2 separate regions of the Homo sapiens genome follow, and region 1 is linked to region 2. A link is a loop called in an ENCODE intact Hi-C map of the cell type or tissue named here. Cell type or tissue: adrenal gland. All regions are shown on one strand. Region 1 overlaps KCNN3 (potassium calcium-activated channel subfamily N member 3). Region 2 overlaps CHRNB2 (cholinergic receptor nicotinic beta 2 subunit).

Region 1 (5,000 bases), 190 kb after region 2:
TTTCCTGGCCCAACGTCACCTGCTAGTAAGAGCATAAGCAAGGCTCCACGCTCACATCTTCCCAGAGGTCAATGGCTTAACCGCCAGCCTATGGTACTTGAACTTCTTTCGTGCGGACCCAGAGAACTGAGTTAGGACCCAAGACAGAAACTACACGTTTTAACCAATATTAACCAATAATAGGAAGAGATTTCTAAGTCAGAGCTGTCTGCAAATGGATTGGATAGTCTTTTAAAGTAGTGTCCCAGAGGGTGTTCAAAAGAGGCTGCATGACTCTGGTCAGGTTAAGTACAAGTGCAAGGTTAATGGTAGAACCAGGGGTCAAACCGAGTTTTTCCACCCTGAGTTCAGGCAGTCCTGATCACAGGATGGATCCTGTGCTGGTGCGATTGCCACTGTGTACTAGGTGTTTTCCCCTTGGCTCAGCTGAAACATGTTTAAGATATTTAAAAGGAGTTTTACTAAGTTCTGTGCCCCCTCTATTGTGGGAGTGTCAGAGCCCATCTGGGCCCGTTGCAGCATGTCTGGCCCTGTCTGAGAGGGCCCGCAGGGGCTGTGTTACCAGGCGGCTCCCAGGCGCCTTTTGGGAAAACAAAATGACCAGGTGTGTTAGGGCCAGCAGGCTTCCAGGGCCACTACTCAAAGGCAGCCAGGGGACTTTGGCTGCCCTTAAACTCTCTGTGCAGTGGGGGGCAAGCAGGCATCCAGACCGAATGGAACGAGGTGGGGTACTCAAGGAATATGGCATGTCTCACCCATATTCCCTCTCAGCTCAGCCTCTGGGGGACTGGGGCCAAGTCTCAGGGAACAGAGGAGTCTGTATTAAATGGAAGGAGAACATCGTTTTGTTTTTGTTTTTGTTTTTGTTTTTGTTTTTGAGATGGAGTCTTGCTCTGTTGCCCAGGCTGGAGTGCAATGGTGTGATCTCGGCTCACTGCATCCTCCACCTCCTGAGTTCAAGCGATTCTCTTGCCTCGGCCTCGTGAGTAGCTGGGATTACAGGCGCTCACCACCACACTGGGCTAATTTTTGTATTTTTAATAGAGACAGCGTTTCGCCATGTTGGCCAGGGTGGTATGGAACTCCTGACCTCAGGTGATCTGCCCACCTTGGCCTCCCAAAGTGCTGGGATTACAGGTGTGAGCCACCATGCCCGGCCAAAAAAAATCACATTTTTAAAAACCCTTCTAGCAGCTGCGCTATGTGAGCCAGGAATGCAGGGCTTTACCCCAGCCTGGCGCGGGGGCCCCAAGCTGGCAGTGGAGGGCAGGGGAAACACAGGGGGGTGAAGAGCTGCGCTCCTGAGAGCCAGCCTAGGACACCAAACTCATGGAGAAGGGGCCCTGTGGAGCTGAGGTGCCCGTCCTTTGAGGGAGGGGTCTGCACCGGAAATGTAGGGCACAATGGGATCACGAGGGGCAAACAAAACAACCCCAAAGTTGAAGGATGGAAAAGCTGACAGAATATGGATTTCCTGCTTGACTAATGTCAGCCCACAAATAGATGTGGCTGACGTCACTTACAGGAACCCCTTCCTTTTCCTTACCTCAGCCCCTCCAAGGAGGTGGGTGGGGGAGCGGGTGAGAATGAAGCCCCATGCCCTTAGGCATCCGCTGTAGGAAAGGAAGTCACTTCTCTCCTACACACCCAGCATGGCACTAACTGTCACTGTGTACCATCTTTGGCAGACTTGGGAAGGAATTCATTCCAGTGACAAAGGTCAGATAGTCCTCCCCAGTTAAAGAAGGAACCCTGGCATTTAACTGGGTCTCCCTAAGGCAAAAATCCTGGAGACAAAAGACACTGGTGACTTCCCAGCAGAAGAGAGTGAAGGGAAACCCAGGTTTGGTGTAATGCAGCAAATAATTTGGAATAATTTGGGGATTGACTTGACTGAAAAAATGGAATGGTTTCTCAATGCAATATGGATTTCACTTTGCACCCACAGTCCCAAACTTAGTGCTTCAGAATGCAAATTTTATGGAAATTTTCCTTGCTTTACCAGTTTCTTTTTTATTTTATTTTCTCTCTCTCTCCCACTTTCTTTCTCCTCTCTTTCTTTTCCTTCTTTCTTTCTTTTTGAGACGGAGTCTCACTCTTGTCTCCCAAGCTGGAGTGCAATGGTGCGATCTTGGCTCACTGCAACCTCCGCCTCTCAGGTTCAAGCGATTCTCCTGCCTCAGTCTCCCGAGTAGCTGGGATTACAGGTGCGCGCCACCACGCTGGCTAATAATTTCCCTATTTCTTGATTCTCCTTTCTAAGAGATATCAGCCATTACTTATAATAGCTAAGTCATGTATAATTATTTAATATAAAAGTACGAAAAAAACTAGCCACGAATGAGCAGTTTAAGTGTCAAAGGGCACAAAAATACTGCCAATGAGGAAGAGGAAAGAACGGCTGAATACGAGATCACAGAACGAGAAAGCGGCCGCGGAGTGGGACTGGAGACTGTGAATCACGCAGGTGAAATCAGAATGGGATCCCACTCGAGACAGGAGCCAGGAGCTAGCAGCAGCCCTGGAGCCGCCGGCCCAGCCCTGAAGCCGCTCCGGCTGTCGCCACAGCGAGAGGAAACCTGAACGCTCTGCTCCTCCACAGCGAGTCCCTGCAGGTGGGGACACCGCCCACCTGGCCCTCCCTGCGCCCCCTGGCGGAGCGAGCCTCGGCCTCTCCCGGGCCCCGGCCTCTCCACGACCGCCTGGCCGCGCGGGAACCACCCGCGGACTCGCGGCCTCTCCCCACCGGACCCCGCAACACCGCGGGGACGCCCGGGAGGCTACTGAAGAGCCAGTGGCGCCTGCCTCGATCACACGTCCCCTGTGGAGCTCCACCTGCCCGCACGCCGGCTCGGGCGCTCCCATAAGCGGCCGGCCGCAGAGGGGCTCCAAGGGAGGCGCGCGCCCGCGAAGAAGCACTCCGGCCCCGCAAAGGCGCCCCGCGGCCCTGTCCACCAAGGCCACTGGCCGACGGGTCGGAAGAGAGCCCTTCAAGACGGAACTTGCATTGCGCTTGTTAGAGAAAATTATGTGTAAAAACTGAGCCATTCAGCTTTACTTTCCACCCCGCGTTGATGTAAAACATGAGTTCCTATGGAAGATGAGGGGCTTCGTCAAGTGTGTAAAAACAAATGCTACCTCTTTCCATTAAAAATTTATATATGTATATTCATTCTCATTGTTGAAAATACAATAAAAAGTAATAAAAAATCACATGTAACGTCATAAGAAATCAACTTAATGTTTACATGTATGAAAATCACATGTACACCTTGGGAAGCTGAGGCGGGCGGATCACCTGAGACCAGGAGCTGCAGACCACCAGCCAGGCCAACATGGCGAAAACCCATCTCTACTAAAAATACAAAAATTAGCCGGGCATGGTGGCGCACGCCTGTAATCCCAGCTACTCAGGAGGGTGAGGCATGAGAATAGTTTGAACCCAGGAGGCAGAGGTTGCAGTGAGCCAAGATTGCGCCACTGCACTACAGCCCGGATGACAGAGCGAGACTCTATCTCATAAATAAATAAATATTACATGTAACACAAAGAAATCAACTTAATGTTTCTATGTATTTTCCAGGTATTTCTGCACCTATCTATAAATCGGTAATATCCTACATAATGCTATTTTGTACGCTCCTTTTTCAAATATTACATCATGAATATTTTCCTACCTTACTGTAATTTTCAAAAGATTGATTTTTAGGCCGGGCGCGGTGGCTCACGCCTGTAATCCCAGCACTTTGAGAGGCCGAGGCAGGTGGATCACTTGAGGCCAGGAGTTCAAGACCAGCCTGGCCAATATGGAGAAACTCCGTCTCTACTAAAAATACAAAAACTTAGCCAGGCGTTGTGGCAGGTGCCTGTAATTTCAGCTACTCGGGAGGCTGAGGCAAGATAATTGCTTGAACCCGGGAGGTGGTGGCTGCAGTGAGCCGAGATGGCGCCACTGCACTCCAGCCCGGGCGACAGAATGAGACTCCGCATCAAAAACAAACAACGAAGTAACAAACAAACAAACAAACAAACAAAAACGAAAACAAACACGTTGATTTGATTTTTTAAAATTCTTGCTAACTACCCATCATATGGATGTGCCATACTTGTTTAGCCATTGAAATCCTAGATGTTTACTTGGTTTCTCATTCTTTTCTATTATAAACTGCACCATGCAGAAGAGGTTTGATGTAAATTGATTATTCTATTAAAATAGCTTCCTAGAAAGAGAATTCCTGGATCAAAGTTACAAACTCAAGGCTCCTGTGACAAATTGTTAAATTGTTTTCCAGAAAGATGGTCTAATTTCCTTCTTGCCCTCAGCGTAAGACAACCCCATGCCCGCCCACCGCCAACAATAAGAAGATTCTCCAGCACTGAGTTATATTTATTTAAAATTTTGTCAACTCCAGAGGGGAAAAAGTAATTCTCCTTGTAGTTATAATTTGCAGTTCTTTGATTAGAGGGACTGAATATGTGTTGTGTGTTTTATTTTATTGGCTTTTTGTATTTCTTCCTTTGTAGTTGGCCTTATCTTCAGCCTATTTTTTTCACTGGGGAGATAAGTTCTTCTGATTAGTTTCTAAGACTGCTTTGTATAATAGGGATATTTACCTCTTGTCATGTTTGCTGCAAATACTTTTTCTAGCATAACATTTGCTCTTTAAATAAGTTCATATTTTTTGAGGGACTGAAATCTAAAATTGTGTGTATGATGTAATCAAACACACCAGTTTTTTCCTTCATGTTTCTTCTGAGATTTTATGCTTAACAGTTCTTTCTCCTCTCAGGGCTGATTAAATATTCACTTTGTTTTCTGGAGCTTGCTCATGGTTTCTTCTTTTACATCTGACTTTTTAATCCACCTGGAATTTATTTTGGTGGCTGGTGAGAGCTAGGGTTCCAATTTGATTTTTCATCCAAGCTTCCAATTTCTCCATTACCATTTATTGAATAATCTATCGCTTCCCAGTTGGTTTTCTTTCTCGTATATTGGGTTC
Region 2 (5,000 bases):
GCGTTCTATAGACATGCAGAGGTAGTAGGAGTGTAGGGGAGGAAAATGTGAGTCAGGCCTGTGTTGCGGGCCTGGGTGCTGGCTAGGGCCCTTCTGGGTTGGCTTCCGGGAGATTGTGCGGCCTAAATTGGAGTCGGTGGAAGATGACCTTGCTGCTTCCTGAGGGCTAGCACCCAGGGCAAAATGCCTGAGCTGGGGCATCGTTATATGGGCAGGGAGGCCTGAAACACGAGGAGGCCCTTTAGGGTTGGCAGCCAGCCTGTGGCCGTGACCCCGAGAGTCCCTCCCCACCCCCCGCTGCTTGCATGCCCACATCCAAGTTGTTAACCTGCAGCTCTTAGCACAAGTGATGAGTCTTTTGTGCACCACACAGGCAGGAGGGGGCAACATTGAGGACAGTAGGAGTGGTGTGTATTGGGGGAGGGGTGGCGTTGGTGGCGGGGTTAGAGATTCCAGGAGCCTGCTTGTGGTGGAGAGCATGGAGTCCTAAATCAATATCCCTGCTCTTCTGAGTCCCAGGGGATGGCCTCCTGAAATATTTATGGAGATGGGGGTGGGTGAAGGGGAAGGCTCCTTGGCCCCTTCCTCAGGCTTTCTGCATACCCGGCTTTTGGCTTCTTCTACAGGGTTCCCTGAGAGCTTCTTTGAGACTGAGCCAAGAGTTGGGGGGAGATATGATAGGCTGACATCCCCCCGACCCCGCACTTTGGGTAGGGGCCGGCCCCACCCTGTGGTCAGTCTCTGGCTACCTGGCTGGTTCCAGGCTGAGGCTCAGCTGTTGCCATGGTGACTGGCCAGGTTTCCTCTAGGACAGCTGCCATTCTGGCTGGGGGATGAAGAAGGGCACTGCGGTGTGGGCCTCAGAGATCTGTTTCCCTGGACAGCAGGAGATGGGTTGGAGCTGAAGCTTGGACCAGGGAGCATACACTAGAGGAGATGGGGTGGGAACCTTAGAGCCAGCTGAGGCCAAGTGGGAGATGCTGGGATTCAGGGACTCAGCAGGCTGTGGTTACCGCCTCCACCTCTCCTGCTGCAGTCATGCATGTATTGTGCATTTACCGAGCTAGGTGCTGAGGATGTGGTGACCTACTTGGATGCTTCACAGGCACCTCAAACTCAACATGCTCAAAACTGAGTATTTGGTCTACATCCTAACCACCAACTTGCTCCTCCACCAGTTTTTAGTACACGGCATCACCATTCACTTAATGGCTCAGACTGAAAACCCAGAGGGATCCTTGATCCTGTCCTTTCTCACCTCCCTCTCTGTCCAATTCATCAGAAGTCTTGTCCTGTCACAACCCCAAAGTCATTCTCAGCTTCATCTGTTTTTCAGCATCTCCATGCTAACACCCTGGTTCTAGGACATCATCAGCTCTTGCCTGGCCTAGGGCAGAAGAGTCTCCTAATAGTCTCCCTGATTCAGCTCCTGTGCTCCTGCATCCAAATAGATGTCTCCCTCACGGCTCATGCCTTTCCCTCCTTGCCCAGGTCACTGGTCACTGGCTTATCTTTTATTTATTTATTTTTTTGATATGTGTTTCGCTTTTATTGCCCAGGCTGGAGTGCAGTGGTGCGACCTCGGCTCACTGCAATCTCCGCCTCCGGGGTTCAAGCGATTCTCCTGCCTCAGCCTCCCGAGTAGCTGGGATTATAGGTTCCCGCCACCACGCCCAGCTAATTTTTTGTATTTTTAGTAGAGACGGGGTTTTACCATGTTGGCCAGGCTGGTCTCAAACCCTTGACCTCAGGTGATCCACCCGCCTCAGTCTCCCAAAGTGCTGGGATTACAGGCATGAGCCACTGCGCCCAGCCTGGCTTATCTTGTCTTAAGCAAGCCAAGCTCTTTCGTGGCCTCAGGACCTTTGCACACATGGGTCCCTCTGCCTGGGATGCCCTTTTTCTTTAAAAAAAAATCATTACAATTATTAACTTTCACTCTACTATTTGAGAGTAAATTGTAGACACTGTGACCCTTTATCCCAAATAATTCAGTGTGTCTCTCCTAAGAACAGGGACACTCTCTTGCATAACCCAGGTTCAGTGATCGACTGCTGGAAATTTAGCATTGATATCTGTATCTCATATAAATTCAACATTTAAATTTTCCCGATTGTCCCAGTGATGTCCTTTGTAGCATCACCCCCCACCCTCATCCTAATCCAGGGTCTCAAATTACATTTAGTTGTCATGTCTCTAGTTTCCTTCAATCTGGAACAGTTCCTCAGCTTTGTCTTTCATGGCATAAACGTTTTTAAAGGGACCAGGCCGGCTGAATGTCCCTCCGTGTGGGTTTGTCTGATTGTTTCTTTAACTTTTTCCTCATGCAGCTGGTTCTCTCTCACTCATCAGACCTCAGCTTAAATCTCACCTCCTCAAAAAGGCATTCCCAGACCACATTCTAAATGATATCTCCTCCTTTTATCTCAATCCTTTGTTTGCCAGTGTGGAATTTTTAAATTTGTGCTTATTTTTGCTCCACCTCCCTCAGTAGACTGTAAACCACTGGCTGCGTTTCTGTTGCTCATTTGCATCCCCAGTGTGTAGCATGGTGCCAGGTATATAACAGGCACAGTTGCCAAGCGAGTGAGTTCTTCAGCTGCTGACTAAATAAAGATGCTCAGTGGCTGTCTCCCCACCCCCTGAGCTGGCCTGGCTCCAGATAAACACGTGCACAAAGGCCCAGACTCAGGCTGGAGTAGAGCAGCTCTGAGGAGATGCTGGCCGTTTGTGCAAGCCTTGTGACTGGCTCTCAAACCCACAGACAGCATTATCTTTTTGACCGATTTGTTCACATCTGGGACCTGGTCTCACCCTCTGGGGACGTAGTGTGGTTGGATGGGGCTCAGTGTGTGATCATAAAAGGAGCCAGGCCGGCTGAGGCAGCCACTTAACTCACTAAAGCATCAGCCATTTACTTAACACTCTTGTGTTCCAGATGTTGAGATGACAAAGATGAATCAGGGTCCTTGTTTAGGAACTTGTAGCTTAGTAGGGGGACAGGCATGCAAATTGAAACAATACAGTACAGTAAATATACTGTGATGGAGACGTGTACACAGTGCAGAGGGAACCCAGAGCAGACAGCAGTTCATGCTGATCTGGGGATCAAGGCAGCCTTCAGAGAAGGTGATGTTTGATTTGGGCTTTGAAAGATATGTAGGAGTGCACCAGGTAGAGAAAGGGAGCTCAGGATTTCCAGACACAAAGGAAACCCAAAGACACAGAGATCTGGGAGGACACACTAGGGTTTGGTAGGGCTATGTTATGGGGTGGGAGGAGGAGGAGATAGGCTCATATTTGTCGTGGGTGGTCTTGATTCCAGACTGGGGAGTTTGGATGGGCCCTGAAGGCAGTGGGGCCACTGGAGGCTTTTACTAAGATCAGAGCCATGCTTTAACAAGATCATTCTGGGATCACTGCAGGAGAGGAGTGGGGTGTGTGTCTGTGTGGTGGGACCCGCTTATACTCGTTTGTCTCCCATCCTGCATCATGTGACCTGGGCCTCCTCCGTCTCCTCCATCCAGGTGAGTGAGGACTGGAAGTACGTCGCCATGGTGATCGACCGCCTCTTCCTCTGGATCTTTGTCTTTGTCTGTGTCTTTGGCACCATCGGCATGTTCCTGCAGCCTCTCTTCCAGAACTACACCACCACCACCTTCCTCCACTCAGACCACTCAGCCCCCAGCTCCAAGTGAGGCCCTTCCTCATCTCCATGCTCTTTCACCCTGCCACCCTCTGCTGCACAGTAGTGTTGGGTGGAGGATGGACGAGTGAGCTACCAGGAAGAGGGGCGCTGCCCCCACAGATCCATCCTTTTGCTTCATCTGGAGTCCCTCCTCCCCCACGCCTCCATCCACACACAGCAGCTCCAACCTGGAGGCTGGACCAACTGCTTTGTTTTGGCTGCTCTCCATCTCTTGTACCAGCCCAGGCAATAGTGTTGAGGAGGGGAGCAAGGCTGCTAAGTGGAAGACAGAGATGGCAGAGCCATCCACCCTGAGGAGTGATGGGCAAGGGGCCAGGAAGGGGACAGGATTGTCTGCTGCCTCCAAGTCATGGGAGAAGAGGGGTATAGGACAAGGGGTGGAAGGGCAGGAGCTCACACCGCACCGGGCTGGCCTGACACAATGGTAGCTCTGAAGGGAGGGGAAGAGAGAGGCCTGGGTGTGACCTGACACCTGCCGCTGCTTGAGTGGACAGCAGCTGGACTGGGTGGGCCCCACAGTGGTCAGCGATTCCTGCCAAGTAGGGTTTAGCCGGGCCCCATGGTCACAGACCCCTGGGGGAGGCTTCCAGCTCAGTCCCACAGCCCCTTGCTTCTAAGGGATCCAGAGACCTGCTCCAGATCCTCTTTCCCCACTGAAGAATTCTGCACCCTCTGGACTTCCCTCTTCTTCCTTCCTTTCTCAGGCTCAAGGTGTGGGGGGCAAGGCTGAGTATTAGGGGAGCTTCTGAGTTCTGAATCTTTGGGTGACCTGCTTGGAGTCTCAGGTCCAAATACTTGAAATCTGTGAGAAGTCCAAGTTCATGGGCTTTTGGAACTGGAAGAACTTTGTACAGCCATGGATTCCAACATAAGCCATGTTGCAGATGAAGAAACTGACCCACACGGTGAGACAAGCACAGGTGGGTCTGACTCTTCCTCCCTGCCCTGAGATCCATCTGTCGAGTGCCCTGTTTTTTCCCCACTTTGAACTGACTGGTTACTCTAAGGAAGTGAACTGAGGATGTTAGCTTTAAGCCAACCCAGCCTCTTTGTCCACAGCAGAGCTGAGGTGAACAGCTGGAACCCTGCTACATCCGTGCTGCTCCAGTCTGTTCTGCTCATGGCTCCATCCTTCTGGCTGTCACTCTTCCTCTTCCCCTTCCCAACCAAACCTGAGCAGCTTTGAAGCAGAACTTGGGAAGGACAGGGCTGCTGCTGCCAGCGACACCTCAGAAAGCATAGCCTCGGCTTCCTGCCCCATGTGTCCCTGGAAGCTGTACCCTGACTCTGC

What was found. Hi-C counts contacts between places; a loop is a spot of excess contacts. Peaks named below come from ENCODE experiments on the same cell type or tissue, not always from the same donor. Only the 100,000 strongest peaks of a DNase experiment are listed, where the experiment ranks them.
Region 1: a loop joins it to region 2, with 3.0 times the contacts of the local background. A loop is called at or near these places in 31 of 110 quality-filtered maps.

The regions. Positions count from the first base shown.
Region 1 is chr1:154,757,949-154,762,948 of GRCh38, forward strand. All of the region lies in intron 3 of KCNN3 (potassium calcium-activated channel subfamily N member 3), which reads right to left. Among named protein-coding and RNA genes, the nearest start is that of KCNN3, 110 kb to the right of the region's middle. RefSeq lists a silencer at 2,564-2,933. In adrenal gland, CTCF peaks have their summits at 2,646 (motif pointing left) and 2,859; a DNase peak (open chromatin) is centred at 2,653; H3K4me3 peaks cover 735 bases; H3K27me3 peaks cover 2,126 bases.
Region 2 is chr1:154,572,235-154,577,234 of GRCh38, forward strand. It overlaps CHRNB2 (cholinergic receptor nicotinic beta 2 subunit), which reads left to right. Exons shown (of 6, transcript NM_000748.3): 6 at 3,528-5,000. The coding sequence ends at 3,698. Among named protein-coding and RNA genes, the nearest start is that of CHRNB2, 7.0 kb to the left of the region's middle. RefSeq lists a silencer at 2,539-2,833. In adrenal gland, no CTCF peak of the experiment used is centred here; a DNase peak (open chromatin) is centred at 2,651.